Linked DNA regions of Homo sapiens: region 1 is linked to region 2. The links are chromatin contacts, found by Hi-C or POLR2A ChIA-PET in ENCODE. All regions are on one chromosome and are shown on one strand. Each heading gives the region's core, a stretch centred on a gene start or an enhancer-like site at or near the end of the contact. The rest is flanking DNA. Distances are from core to core; before and after follow the strand shown.

Evidence for each region. A loop is a pair of places that touch in the nucleus more often than their neighbours do. ChIA-PET counts read pairs that join two places held with the same protein, here RNA polymerase II (POLR2A). Pooled maps may share reads with other maps.
Region 1: a map with no recorded cell type shows a loop between it and region 2 (4-fold over the local background). The contact joins the enhancer-like site here to the promoter of SMARCD1 in region 2. A Hi-C loop is called at or near these places in 1 of 37 single-sample maps with no recorded cell type and 4 of 50 pooled maps. POLR2A ChIA-PET finds 5 or more read pairs at or near these places in 8 of 52 experiments (A673, AG04450, HEK293 and 5 more).

What each region holds. Positions count from the first base shown.
Region 1 is chr12:50,250,292-50,255,387 of GRCh38, reverse strand. The region is part of intron 1 of LIMA1 (LIM domain and actin binding 1); the gene reads left to right. Among named protein-coding and RNA genes, the nearest start is that of MIR1293, 19 kb to the right of the region's middle. Within about 2 kb of position 1,272, at least 13 of the 41 ENCODE cell types and tissues checked have a DNase peak (open chromatin) inside an H3K27ac peak, as active enhancers do.
Region 2 is chr12:50,083,101-50,087,811 of GRCh38, reverse strand. It overlaps SMARCD1 (SWI/SNF related BAF chromatin remodeling complex subunit D1), which reads right to left and starts at 2,470. Exons shown (of 13, transcript NM_003076.5): 1 at 2,266-2,470; 2 at 1,464-1,651; 3 at 1,149-1,191; 4 at 934-1,056; 5 at 327-449. The coding sequence starts at 2,442. ASIC1 (acid sensing ion channel subunit 1) reads right to left here. Exons shown (of 12, transcript NM_001095.4): 12 at 4,201-4,711. RefSeq lists enhancers at 1,047-1,778, 2,628-2,887, 3,245-3,977 and a silencer at 2,118-2,557.

The DNA.
Region 1 (5,096 bases), core at 23-2,522, 170 kb before region 2:
AGACAGGGTTTCACCATGTTGCCCAGGCTGGTCTCAAACTCCTGAGCTCATGTGATCTGCCTGCCTCGGCCTCCCAAAGTGCTGGGATTACAGGCATGAGCCACCACATGTGGCCCATTTTTTCTTCATAAGTGAGTTTGTAGTTTTTACTTTGTTCTAATTTTTTGAGGCTATGTTCAGGAAGCCATACAGCTTGAATAAGTAACCATCTCAGGAGAAAAAAAAGAGAGGAGGCCACTGAGATCGGATATATAAGAACAGGATTTTATTAGTGGCTTGGGGAGGGCTGGTTGCAGGGCCAGCTCATTTATTTTTTGGTTTGGTTTGGTGGTTTTTTTTTGTTTTGTTTTTTTTGGTTTTGTTTTGAGACAGAGTCTTGTGCTGTTGCCCAGGCTGGAGTGCAGTGACACAATTTTTCTTCTGCCTCACCCTCCCGAGTAGCTGGAATTACAGGCATGCACCACCACGCCTGGCTAATTTTTGTATTTTTAGTAGAGACAGGGTTTTACCATGTTGGCCAGGCTGGCCTCGAACTCCTGAACTTAAGTGATCCACTCACCTAAGCCTCCCAGAGTGCTGGGATTACAGGCATAAGCCACCGCGCCCGGCTGTTTTTGTCCAAGCCTGGTTTCTGAGAGACAGTTTCCTTGGTCAGGAGAGTCTGTAAATGAATTTATTAGAATAGGTTTCTTGGAGCAGTTACCGGCCTCACCGTAAGCAACAGCTTGAGGAAGCAGATACCTGGGGCAGATTTCCCAGTGAGTCACTCTTCAACTTTTCAAGGACCTTTGTTCGAGAGATCTTTATCTCCAAGCTACAGCTTACCCTACCCTAGGACAATTTAGTGGCCCATCTCAAGCTACCTGGTTTGATAAAAGAACATTGATCCTGGGAGTTAGAACTCTAGCTCTAATACTAACCAGCTGGTGACTTTGGAAAATGATTGGAGCTTTATGCATCTCAGTTTCCTCACTGTAAAAAAGGGGATTTGGTTACTTGATTTCCAAGCTACTTTCTTAATGAAAAAAATCTGCCATTTGTATCTGAAACTGAAGGCATCTTCCTTCTCAGCAAACTGTTCCCCTTTCTATGTATACCATTTATTTGTCATGCAACGATCCTTCTAGTCTCTGAAGCTAAAAATCTGTGTTTATTTTTGTTATATGTTTCCTTTAACTCTTGCAGCCAACTGTCTTCCAATCCAGCAGTTCTTCCTTCACAGTTCATGTGGTAGTAGAATGCATATGACTGAAGAGAATGGGTTTTGGAGTCTGAAAGTCTGAAAATGGAACTCATATCTGAGAGAGACTGTGTGGGTGGGGAGAGATAATATACCTTTCTTTTTTTTTTTTTTTTTTTTGAGACAGAGTCTCGCTCTGTCGCCCAGGCTGGAGTGCAATGGCATGATCTCGACTCACTGCAACCTCTGCTTCCCGGGTTCAAGCAGTTGTCCTGCCTCAGCCTCCCAAGTAGCTGGGATTACAGGCGCCTGCCACCATGCCTGGCTAATTTTTTGTATGTTTAGTAAAGACAGGATTTTGCTACATTGGCCAGACTGGGTCCGGAACTCCTGACCTCAGGTGATCCGCCTGCCTCAGCCTCCCAAAGTGCTGGGATTACAGGCGTGAGCCACCATGCTGGCCCCAATACCACACCTTTAATGCAGGCCAATGAAAGCCAGTTACTACAATGGAGGGTATTCCAAGTGAGCCCAGGATAACTTTTAAGTTTCCCTGAAAGCAGGAATGATTATCTCTGATATTCACCACTCTGGGAAGATACTCACCACTATTCTCTTACTGAAAAATAATTTGTATGGGTTTTCAGCTAGGTGGTTCAGGGATTTTTCTAGCTGGTTTTCTACATTGGCTAAAAGTGGCGGTTTTAATCATTCTTCATTAATTGTAGTTGAAAGAAAATGGACTTTGGAATCAAACAGAATATGCGTTTGAATCCCAGCTCTGCTACTTTATAGCTAAGTGATCTTTGTAAAGTTAATATGTCTGAATCTCAATTTCGTTACCATAAATATAAGACAATAAAACCAATCCTGTAGAATGATTGTGAGGATTGAGATATATGCAAAGCATAAAGTTAGTGTCTTAAAATCTTCCAAGAGTCGGATTTCTAACTTTAGCTTTGAATTTGTAGTTTCCTATTGTATATCATTTGGATTTCTCTTGCTGACATGTATGTCTCAACATGTGTAAATCAACACTCATCATTTTCCCTCTTCTTTCTATATTTACTGTCTCTGTTAATGGAATCAACAGCCTTCCATCATTCGGGTTTGATGATGCCAGCTTTGATTCTCTTTTACCCTAAGTTCATTTTATTCTAAGAACTGTCAATTTCTCTCTTCCCACTTTTCCATTTCCACCTACCCTAATTAATTTACGAATTTAAACCTTGATTACCTCTCACTTAGTTTCAGGATCTTCTTGACTAGTAATTTAGACTCCAGTCTTTTTCCCTCTTAGCAAGTTGCACACTACTGCTGAATAATATTTTAAAATATGATGTTAGTCATGTTACATGCTTTTTCAGAAACTTTCTGTGTTCCACCAGAGAGACTGTGGTTAATCCACTACAGAGATCTTATCTTACAGGTGTGGATATTGAGGATCAGAAACTTTTTTTGTTATAAAAACCATGCATGTGCTAAGTAAATAGCACATAAGATTAGACCTAATCTCTGATCACTCATGGGTTACTTCTTCCCACTATTGAAATATGGCCCAAACTCCTTAGCATGGTTTTCTTCCCAGTCAGGCCCCATTATGTCTTTTTTTTTTTTTTTTTTTTTTTGAGACAGTTTCGCTCTTGTCACCCAGGCTGGAGTACAGTGGTGCAATCTCGGCTCACTGCAACCTCCGCCTCCCAGGTTCGAGAGAGTCTCTTGCCTCAGCCTTCCGAGCAGCTGGGATTACAGGCGCGTGCCACCACGCCCAGCTAATTTTTTGTATTTTTAGTAGAGATGGGGTTTGGCCATCTTGGGCAGGCTGGTCTCAAACTCCTGACCTCAGGTGATCCGCCTGCCTCAGCCTCCCAAAGTGCTGGGATTATAGGCGTGAGCCACCACACCTGGCCAAGTCTTGTCTATCTTCAACTTCTCTTGCACCTAGAGTTTAACTCACTCCCCAAAGGTGCTAATGCTATTCTCCTCCTTCCTCCTCCTGCCTTCACTTTGATGAAATTCTGCCCGTTCTTTAAGTCCCAAGTCATCTGATATCTTTTCCTTTCCCTCTCACAAAGCCAGAAAATCAGGTCTTGTATTCCTACACCACGCATAGCCTCTAACCACATTCTGTCTTGTACTATAAATATTTGTGTGTATGTCAGCAAGCACAGTAGATTATGTACACCATTCAGGCAGGGACATCTCCCTACATCTCATAAGAAGTAGTTATTCAATAGCCTGGTACCAGAGTCTATCAAAAATCATGTATTGATTCTCACGTTTATCTGTTTCATAGGTACTAATCACATTGCTAAGAAATAACATTATGCTTCTGTGAAGACAAGTGTGGTCAGGGTGAGAGTCATCTCATTCCCTGAGTGTAAGAACTCTAAGAACTGTGTGCCTCTCCTAGCTGTATACCAAAATAGATGTTCTGACTTTTCTTAACTTTCTGGCTGGGAGTAATCAAAACCACGGACTTAGACTTGGGAGTTAACCTTTTTTTTCTTTATCGTGCTCGGTATCTCAAATAATAAATCCTTTTCCTTTTTTAGAAACATACCTTTTTTTTTTTTTTTTTTTGAGGTGGAGTCTCATTCACTCTGTCACCCAGGCTGGAGTGCAGTGGCATGATCTCAGCTCACTGCATCCTCTGCCTCCAGGGTTCAAGTGATTCTCCTGCCTCAGCCTCTCAAGTAGCTGGGATTACAGGGGTGTACCACCACACCTGGCTAATTTTTGTATTTTTAGTAGAGTCTGGGTTTCACCATGTTGGTCAGGCTGGTCTTGGACACCTGACCTCAAGTGATCTGCCTGCCTCGGCCTCCCAAAGTGCTGGGATTGCAGGTGTGAGCCACCGTGCCTGGCCTGCAAATGTATCTTGTATATATTTTTTCCCCTTTGATCCAGAGTTGATCTTTATGGAAGAACTGACAGTATTTATACCCACAACTATATTGGTAGTATATTTCTACCAAATAATATCTTAAAGCATTCATTAGCATTTCCTTAACTTGCCTTACAGAGTTTAAAAAAAACTATGATAGTTTTATATAGTTAAGTTTAGCTGAAATGTTTGTTGCTTCTGTGTCTTTTTCATCTTAGAGAAGGGGCTGGCATTGTTTGGTGAGTCTGCCAGTTTAATACCAGATAGACAAATAGGTATCATGTATTATTTGGTACATTCCAGTTTATTGCAAAGTACATGTATAGAATTAAGATTATTTTGTTCAGGAAGAAAAGAAAACATTAAAAACACTAAACAGTAACATTTATTGCTTACTTATTCTGTATCAGGGTCTTTTCTTCTTTATCTTATTTATTTCTCATAAGAATACTGTGAAGTAAATGCTATTATTATGGATGAGAAATCCAAGTTTTAGGGAAACTTTTCATTAAGTGATGAGGCCAACATTCCCACTTAGACTTATCTGTCTCTAACCCAGAGCTCCTTACCATTAAAGGGCATACTATGCCTTCCAACATGAGGATTAAAACATATTAACAAAACTAGTATTATTTTCCGACAAGGATTTCATTGGAAGAACAAATATTACATGTAGAACAGTAGTAGTGTGGTCTTTTAGAATTGTCCATTGCTTATTCTGCATCACGGGACTTTTTTTTTTTTTTTTTTTTTTTTTGAGAACATCTTGGTCTGTCACCCAGGCTGGAGTCCAGTGGCGCAATTCATAGCTCATTGTAGCCTCCAACTCCTGGGCCTAGTAGCTAGGACTATAGGTGTGTGCCACCACGCCCAGCTAATTTTTAATTTTTTGTAGAGAAGAGGGGGTCTTGCTATGTTACCCAGGCTGGTCTCAAACTCCTGGCCTCAAGCTATCCTCCCAAAGTGCTGGGATTACAGGTATGAACCACCATGTCTGACCCAGGACCTTTTTTTTTTTTTTTTTTTTTT
Region 2 (4,711 bases), core at 1,221-3,720:
CAAATTAAGTGCAAACTCGATTAAAAAAAAAAAACTAAATAATCTACAGATATGGCTAAATCCAATGGCCAGCAGCACCAAGAGGAAGGTAAACCACAAATCAGATCCCAGGACAATAAGGTTCTCCATATGATACCAGTGAGGGCCAAAGGTGTGGGGGCAAACACAAAGGACCACTGTCTTTCAGTGCAGGGAACAGTGTCCCTCTCCTTACTGCTCCCAAAAGGAGCTGTGAGCACCAGTTAGGCTTCCTGCTGACCAGACAACACTGTTCATTCCCAGCAGCTCCCACCCTAGATGCCAACCATTGTGGACCTTGAACTCACATCCTCCAGGAGCCGTCCTTCTACCCGAAGCTCCCAGGAAGCCACCGTCCCTTCCCCATCCTCGGCATCTGACTTAGCCGGATTGAAAGTGTTAGAAATGAAAATTCGCAGCTTCCGTTTTTGCTGAGGAAGGCAGAAACAGGATTGATCGTGGGGCTTCAGTGGTCTGATGTTGAAGACAACGGTCTCCCCAAACCCCAAAATTACTCCTAACAGACTGGCTTACTGTCTACCCAGTCCCTTGGGTGGGTGGATGAAGATTCCATTTAGAAGAGGAGTACTGGCCATCAGCCTAAGTACAAGTGCATATAGTGGGATGCCAGGTGGACAAAGTCATGCAAGGTGCCAGGTTCCCAAGGTAGCAGAGCAGTTACAGCGAAAACATGGACAAGGGTATATTTGTAGTGCAAGAGACATCAAGAGCCCCTCCCCCTTTGCCATTCTGTTCTTATCCTCCTAATGTAATTCTCAGTTTGTAGGCGGAAGGGAGAGATGCAATTTAAATGCCAAGGAGAGTTGTGCTGTGCCTTTGATTTCTCATCCTAATTCTGCTGAAGGTTCCTGGGTCCTCTCCTTTGGCTCTCTGCCTAGTACTTTCCTGTGTTACCTTGATGGGACGTTTCAAGGCCTCTTGGATATCTAGCCGTTTCCTCATGATAGTCTGGTCCAGTTTCCTTTCAAAAGCCAAGAGATCCATATAGGCCTGGGATTCTGGTACCAGTTCACGAATCTTAGGAACAGAAAAATTAATTGAAATCTAGGATGATCATCTCTATACTCAAACTCACCACACTTTCCAGAAGACATATAGCCTGGACTCACCCTTTGAGGTAGAATTTTGTCAGCCATCTTCTTTTTCTTTGCACTGTTGGGAATAAATACTATTATCAGGTTGGGACAGAACTAGTCAGAACGTGAAAATAAGCTGTCAGCACGTCCATTTATAGTAATGTGAAGGGACTGCAAAGCTTCTCTCAAAGAACTACCACCACCACCACCACCACCAAGCATTCTCAAGGATGAGTTCTGTAGCACCATCTGCTGACACAGCACCACCACTTCTTGGTTCAGGTACTCCCACCACCTGTGTCCTCCCAGGCTCCCTCCCTCCCTCCCTCTGCCCCAGGATCATCTTACTTGTGGTTTCGATTTTGGACCGCCTGCTGCTGGACCTGCTGGATCTGCTGAGGGGCAGGTCTCTTGCGGGACTGATCCATCCCTGACTGGGCCAGGCCAGGTCGGACTGAAGGGTTCCCCCCATAGCCAGGGGGTCCCATGGAAGGTCCCTGAGGTGTCATTCGGCTGCCTGGCAACATACCTGGTCTCTACAGAGGGGAGAGGACCCAGAGATGTCATGGTTTCACCTGCTAAACCCCATCAAGAAAGAAAAGCAGGGAACGCCTGAGATCTTTGAATGAAGTAAGGTTTAGGGATGGAATGGAGGACAATGAGAGGAGAACCCTTTGCTCCAGTAGTGACTCCATAGAAAAACAGAGTCCAAAAGCTAAGCGAGAGCCAGATTATACTCAAATTCTCAGTCTATTTTGGATGGGACACATCGGACATCGCCAGTTCCACATTTACTCTGCTAGCTACTATCTCTTTAGAAGCTGACCTCAATTTGTCAGCTACACGTTCTGTGTTCCTCTGATCACTGGAGCTGCTCAAGCCCCTTTGCACTCCGGCCCTCATACAGGTATCCCTGGACCCACTTCACCCACCCAGGTTCTCTACCGACTCCCCAGGGAAACAATGCCCCTAGGAGCAGGTGTGTAACTGCCTCCCCCTCTCTTTCTGCGCACTGCCTCCCCCAACCCCCACCCAGAGCCCGAACCCCTCCCAAGGGAGTCCCTCCTACTTCTCCCCCCACCCCTGTCACTCCCATGTCCCCGCTCGGCCCCGCCCCCGGCCCGCGCGCCCCTCCTCCTGCCCCACTCACCGGATAGGCCGCTCCGGGCATCGGGGAGCGGTACAGCCCTTGACCCGGAGCCGGGCCCATTCGCACAGGAGGCCCCGGAGTTCCGCCCGGGCCCAAGGCAGCAGCCGCGCCCGCCCCTCCTGAGGCTCCGGCGCCGCCGCTTGGAGCCACAGACTGGAAACCCGCCCGGGCCGCCATCTTCCCGGAGCCGCCGATGCAGCCGCACAAAGAACCGGAACCGGAACTCCCCCCGCCCCCCGAGCGCCCCCCGAGCGCCCGCCTGTTCCCCCGGCCGGCCGGCCGGCACGGGAGGCTCAGGGCAGCGAGACTATGGGATAGAGCGGGGCGACTAGCGGAAAAGGCGTGCTGGCCACGCCCTCCCGCCTTCACGGTCCGGGAGGGAAAACCATAGAGAAGAGCTCTGCAATAGAGAGGCCGCGTGAGCGGGCGCCCCCAGGCCGACGGGAGGAAGACAAGGACCTGGAAAGGGGGACGGACCACAGCCTCAGCCCCAGTCTCAACCCCAACTCGAGCCCTCTGATGAAGAGGGGCTTGGAGTAATAGCTTCATCTTGGCGCATGGCGTTAACTTTCCAAAACGCTTTGACTGCTTTTCGTTTCGTTTTCTTACTGCTATAACTATCAGGGGCTGAGGAGGGAAACACAGTTTATTCCATTTTACAAATGGGAAAGCTGAACTCACAGGTGAATGACTTGGCAAAGGTCAACCAGCAAGTTAGCCATAAAGCCGAAGCCAAGATTCCAGATACCCTTGCTCATAGCCCGGGACTCATTCCACAGATAAAGTGCCTCAATAAGTACCTCACGTGGGAACTTCATCCTAACTTTCTCTCTGACCTAACCTGCTTCCGGATTATTATTTTTTATTTTTTATTTTTTTTTAGATGAGGTCTGTCTCTCTCTCGCCCAAGCTGGAGTGCAGTGGCACCATCTCAGCTCACTGCAACCTCCGCCTCCCAGGCTCAAGTGATCCTCCCAACTCAGCCTACCAAGTAGCTGGGACCACAGGCATGCACCACCATGCCAGACTGTTTTGTATTTTTGGTAGGGATGGGGTTTCGCCATGTTGCCCAGGTTGGTCTCGAACTCCTGAGCTCAAGCGATCTGTGCTCCTCAGCCTCCCAAAATGCTGGGATTACAGGTGTGAGCCATTGTGCCTGGCCTCAGATTTTTTTTTTTTTAAATATTAAAAAATAGGGATGGGGGGCTGGGCACGGTGGCTCATGCCTGTAATCCCAGCACTTGGGAGGCCCAGGCGGGTGGATCATGAGGTCAGGAGATCGAGACCATCCTGGCTAACACGGTGAAACCCCGTCTCTACTAAAAACACAAAAAAATTAGCCGGGCGTGGTGGCGGGCGCCTGTAGTCCCAGCTACTCGGGAGGCTGAGGCAGGGGAATGGTGTGAACCCGGGAGGCGGAGCTTGCAGTGAGCCGAGATCGCGCCACTGCACTCCAGCCTGGGCGACAGAGCGAGACTCCATCTCAAAAAAGAAAAAAAAAATAGGGATGGGGGTTTCACTATGTTGCATAGGCTGATCTCGAACTCCTGGCCGCAAGTGATCCACCTGTCTCAGCCTCCCAAAGTGTTGGGATTACGGGCATGAGCCACCGTGCCAGCCTGCTTCCAGATTTTATGATAAGTTCCAGTTTATCTTGAATTTTGACTCTGCTCTCTCTCTCTAAAGCATCCTTTGTATTGGGGATTCTGTTTTGGAACTTTGTTGCCTTTGACTTCTCCCTCTTTCCCTGCCCAGTGGTTCAAACTATTCCTGATATAATGGTCAGCCTGTCCCATCCCAGGGGGACCACAGTGTCCCTACTCAAACCTTCTCCTTACTCATCCCCTAATTGGCCCCAAACCAAGCTCAGCTTTAGGCACTTAGTGAGAATATCTAAATACTTTTTCAAATAAGAGAACAACACTGAAGAGGAGATGGTTGAAACCCAGTTTATTAGACCAGAGGCATGCGTCACCCAGAGCCCTGCCTGCTGTTCCCCTATCCAATGCACACTTTTTGGCCTCATTCCTGCTTCCCTCTGGGGAGGTATGATCTCTGAGGAAACTCTTAGGAACCAAGAGATTCCAAAGATCCTACAGCCTTACTCTCCAGCTCCAGGCCAATGCAGCTGCTCACAGGTCCTGTTCTGGGATTGAAGACCAAGACACAGCTAGGGAAGGAAGGCCTGAAGAGGGGTTGGGGCTCAGGCCTGGAAGGAGTGTCTGGTGGAGGGAGGGGGGGCAGGCCCTCCACCTCACTTGTCTCTCATTAAGATAGGGTGAGACAACAGCAGAGCTTTCAACTCCTCCTCTAGGCCTCTCTTTCCTCCCAAACCCACCTCACCAGAAAATAAAAGTGGTGGGCTTGGGTATCAGGTGAGGAAAGGGGGCTGGGCACCCAGAAGGAGGAAAGGCCACTGACTGAGGACCTCAGCTTCTGCCTGTCA